Linked DNA regions of Mus musculus: region 2 is linked to region 1. A link is a loop called in an ENCODE intact Hi-C map of the cell type or tissue named here. Cell type or tissue: gastrocnemius. All regions are shown on one strand.

Region 1 (2,500 bases):
ATCACAGTTTGGGACCTGGATCACAGAAGCTGCACCCAGATTCCCCACCCCCTCTCATAAGCTCCGCCTCTACTCTGTGGCAAACACACAATGCTGCCTCTATTTCTCCTCTGTATGTTTCAGAGGGCGTGGTCACATCTGTGCCACCCCAGGTCTTTCTCAGAGCGCATGGGCAAATGTGTTGTAAGATGACCAAAAGATTCCCCTCCCAATGGTATGGCAGCTACTTTCTTAGACCTCATGGCCTCAGGGGCTCGCTGTGAACATGACTTCAGCTTACATTAGAGAGAGGCCCCAGAGCGAGCCCTTGTCTTCAGCCCCTGCTCTGGAGCTGTGGCTGCGCGGGTCCAATTCAATTCCCACTTCCACATTGATCTCTGAGGTCTACTCTTGTTTTTGCCTCTCAGAGTGTTGGACCCATTAAGCTACATGCAGGGGTCAGGCCCCTGGGGCTCAATCCGCTCAGGTTGCCTGCACAATTGAAATCCCAGCCCATCCCGGCTGCTTTTCTCATTAAGATGATTGGACTGGATTGATCTAGTCAATCAATAGGCGGACATCAGCAGCGGGAAGCCGATCAAATGAGCCTGGGTTGATCAGCCCCAGAACGAAGTCCCCACCAAGCTGGAGCGGGCATGTGGCCCTCTGGGATGGAGGTGGGGAAGTAGAGGAATGAGCCAGAGGTCTCACTGGACTGCATGGCGGGTATGGACACAGCAGCATCCCCAAGGTGTGGCGACGGGGGTGCTTTGTAGATACCCAAGACTCCTTCCCAGCTGCGCACCCTTTGGTGGCTCCCCCATGACCTAGCATGGGACCTGCCCTCCATTCAGCATGTGAGGGTGAGAATGCTGGGTGCTAAAGAAACCAGTGGTAGCATCCCAGGGCCTTCTTCCTAGGAGTTAGTAGCTCTGAAACTGGAGCAGAATACTGGGTGGCACAGATCCCAGTGTGCCTCAGGGACCCTGTGTTGGGTAAAGGGGCCTCTGAGGCAAGGAGGTTTGGAGACACTGGGTCAAGTGTGTTCCCTCTTCTGCAGGCTGTACTATCTTGTGTAAGCTCATGTTTGAACACTTGGTCCCCAGTAGGTGGCGCTGTTTTGCTCTGGGGTGGGGTGGGGGTGTGAGACCTTTAGGAGATAGAGCCTGGCTGGAGGAAGTGGGTTGCAGGAAGGGGACCCTCGAAGGTTACAGCCCTGCCCCACTGGAACTCTCTGCTTCCTGGTCAGTGGTGTACAACAAGCCACAGCTGTAAACTCTCACCTCCGTGGACTTCAGCTCCCCTCCATGCGTCCTCTCAGACCATGAAGCAAGATGAGCCCTTCCTCCCTCCTCATGTTGCTTCTGTCAGGTTCTTTGTTACAGTAACTAAAACCATAACCAGTGCACCAATCAGGTTTGTGTCGATTCTCTGAAGGGGGAGGAGCCAGGGTCGAATCCCTGCCTTTCCCCCTTGGTCTCAGAAGGTCTTACATTTTTATTTCTTATTTGCAATAAGCAAAGGTTTCCAGAAAGAAATCACACCTTCCATAAAAGGTCGAGAGGGCGGGATGTTGCAGCACCAAACCCCGATTTCCGTTCTCTTGGGTGTCTAGCCCCCAGTTACTTCCTTTTCTTTCCCACTTCTGACCTAATATCAAGTGAAACCGTTTTGGAAATGCATTAACTTAGCAGACCATGAGCTTCTCCCAACCAAAGAGCTAAGCTGACTGCCGGTCGGCATCTGAGGCCCATGACAGAGGTTGCCCCCTTTGCTGTAATTCCCATCTGATGTGTCCACCAGTGTATTTCAAAAGTGCCTTGACTCATAACTTTTTTTTTATTCTGTTACTGTAAAAACTTCATGAAACTTCTTCCGTGTTGGAACGTGGAATTCAGGGTAACCTGAATCTATGTTCCCAGTCCATGGTCACTCCATTTGGCTTCAGAATAAATTATCTCTTACCCCATTTGAAGTGAGAGTTGTGGGTATTGTGTCAACCTTAGTGTGTATGTGTGTGTGTGTGTATGTGTGTGTGTGTATGTATCTGTGTGCTTGTCTGTGTGTGTTTGTATGTATTTATGTGTGTAGGTATACCTGTGTGTATGTGTCGGTGTGTATATGTATGTGTATATATCTGTGTGTATGTATCTGTATGTGTCTGTGTGTATATGTATGTGTATATGTATCTGTGTGCTTGCCTCTGTGTGCCACTATGTGTGTATCTTTGTGTGTGTATGTGTGTGTATGTATGTATTTGTGTGCGTGTGTATGTGTGTGTATACAACTGTATGCCCTATGGTGTGTGTGTGTGTGTGTGTGTGTGTGTGTGTGTATGTGTGTGTATGTGTGTGTGTGTGTGTGTGTGTGTGTGTATATGTGTGTGTGTATGTAGGTCAGAGAACAGCTTTCAGGAGCCTGTCCTCTTTGAGTTGCGGGTTCTGGGAATTGAACTTGGGTTGTCAAGCTTGCTTGGTGAGTGTGTTTACCCACTGAACTGTCTCACTGGCTCTCTGGGTCT
Region 2 (2,500 bases), 55 kb after region 1:
ACAACACACATACATACACACATACATGATATATACACACATATACACATATACAATATTTACATACATATACATACATACAACACATACACACAAAAATACACACACATATACATATACACTATATATACACACACAACACATACATACACATACAACACATACATATATATACACACACAACACATATACACATACACATATATACATGTACATAAACACAACACATATATACAAGCACATACACACAACACATATACACATACAAAACATACACATACACACATAACACATATACATATACACACATATACACATACTCTACACCTATATATACACATACTCACATATACACATATATACACATACCATACACATATACACACATATATACATACACCACACACATATGCACACATCACACACACACACACACACACACACACACACACACACACACACACACAGAGTGATCTTTCATACTGTGTGGTAGATGCTTTGGCTGATGCTCTCAGAGGGCAGTGCTACAATAGAACCTGTACTGGGAACAACAGCCTGTGTGACACCTTGCATAGCTCCACTTGGTTGGTGGCACAACTGGGACATTCCAGTGAGTGTCTGATGTCATGTGGTCTTTAGACACTGAGTCCTGGGGTGGACAAACCTCCACCCCCTAACTGGGACTTTCACCTACCCCCACCTCTGTGCTTAGCTCCCATTGTCCGCCAAGGCCTGGTCACAAGTCAGTGCATGACCGAATTTGCAAAGAGAATACACCAAAGTCCTGGAGGTACTCCCCTGTGGTTGGGGGTGTTGGTTTGCAAGAGAATACAATCTCAGAATGGGACAGAAGAATTTTTGGTTTTCAAAGCGTGTCTCTAGCTCTGCAGTGAGATCTGGCTGGGACCAGAGTGAGGACCAGAAGGTGGCCATGATCCCTGATGGCCTCTCCAGGCTCCTCCTCCCAGCCATTTTTCTCTGAGCACCTGAGACAGAGTGTACCCAGGGCTCACAGGAGGCAGGCAGATGCCTCTCTGTACCCCTCCCCCCTTTTCTGAAAAGAAACGAGTGCCAAGGAGAAATCAGTTGCCATCAAGATGAGAGCAGAGATAAAAAGCATTTTGGAGAGGAAAATAAGCAATGCCCTGGGAGCCCCAGAGAGTCCTCAGGCAGGGGACTTCCTGGCTTGGAGCCAGGTTTCCTGAAACCCAGCGCCCGCCCGGCAGCAACAAATCCCTCCTTTGCAGTCTGCTTCTGCCTATAGGTGTGCCCTCCAGAGGCCTGCCTAGCTTTGATTCCTCAGACCACAAGGAAACCCCAGGCCTCCCCCATGCCCACCCCCACGCCCCACACACCTGCTTCCAGCCGTGCTCACCAGCTTTGAGAAAGCCAGCAGGTGCCTGAAGGCTTCAAATCCTGGCACAGCCACTTCCTACCCAGTGATCTTGAGCCAGTTCCCCCCCCCAGCCTCCCAGCCCCCCGCCCCTCCCCCGCCCCCCGAAAGCAGGCTGACTAGACTATCTTCCTGTAATCCTAGAATGGAATGTGTTAGACATTGGTGCCCATTTTCTCCAAGTCAAATGCTGGCTGACCCATTCGGTGGACAGGTGACCTGGGGTCAGAGTTTCCTGGTCCCCAAACATAACTCTGAGCTGAAGGTGTTCACCCCTAAGCTTCAAGCAACCCTCTCTCCCCACCGCAAGGCAAAGCCAATTTTGCACGGGATCCCCCATCCTGAAAGCCCCTATGTACACACTTCTATCTCTTCTGCTGCTCTCTATCTTCAGCTAACCCCTTGAACTTGGAAAAGTAACATTTTTAACTCCCCCTTTTCTGCATTTTATTTTACAGAAGGGGTCACAGTTCAGTAAGGCCAAGGGATGACCCAGCTAAGGGTCTCCCATTGGAATGACATGAACTTGATCAAACCCCAAACCACCTCTTCCTACACCTATACCATGGTGCCGTCTTTGTTTTACAGTTAATGAAAATAAGGCCCAGAGAGGGTATAGGACTTTTCCAAAGTCACACAGCAGCATGGACTTAAGTTCAGTCCTAGGATTTATGTGCCGGGCTCCTTTAGTCCTCCATGTTCATGCTGAGTTTCTGCACTCTGAGACACCTGGGTATCCTGAGCAGAGGGCACTCCGGGGAGCAGAGCCACCATATGTAGGGGACACAGGGGCCAGTGAAAGAAGAGACTTAATGAAATCAAGCAGTGTTGGGAACATCTTCCCGTGGCCAGCCAGTGAAGGAAGAGCCGCAGTACCAGGCTGCAAGGCCCCATTAGGGCCAGCGGCGGGGCTCCGGGCTCCGCATTTACATATAAATGAAGATATTTACAAATTAATGCATCTCAGCCCAGAGTCCCAGCTCCACAGCTGTTCAGCTGCTTCCTCTTCAGCTGGGAAAGCGGGGTGAGAATGAGGCTGGGAATATTACCAGAAACCGGCAGAGAACAATTTCCTGGGGAGCCTCAAGGAGCCCCAGGGACTCCCCG

Evidence for each region. Peaks named below come from ENCODE experiments on the same cell type or tissue, not always from the same donor. Only the 100,000 strongest peaks of a DNase experiment are listed, where the experiment ranks them.
Region 2: it touches region 1 in a loop (6-fold over the local background); 2 of 42 quality-filtered maps call a loop at or near these places.

What each region holds. Positions count from the first base shown.
Region 1 is chr4:140,158,405-140,160,904 of GRCm38, reverse strand. The region is part of intron 1 of Igsf21 (immunoglobulin superfamily, member 21); the gene reads left to right. Among named protein-coding and RNA genes, the nearest start is that of Gm13029, 17 kb to the right of the region's middle. In gastrocnemius, a CTCF peak has its summit at 1,077 (motif pointing right); a DNase peak (open chromatin) is centred at 1,104.
Region 2 is chr4:140,103,689-140,106,188 of GRCm38, reverse strand. The region is part of intron 3 of Igsf21 (immunoglobulin superfamily, member 21); the gene reads left to right. Among named protein-coding and RNA genes, the nearest start is that of Gm52685, 35 kb to the right of the region's middle. RefSeq lists an enhancer at 495-2,500. In gastrocnemius, no CTCF peak of the experiment used is centred here; a DNase peak (open chromatin) is centred at 1,277.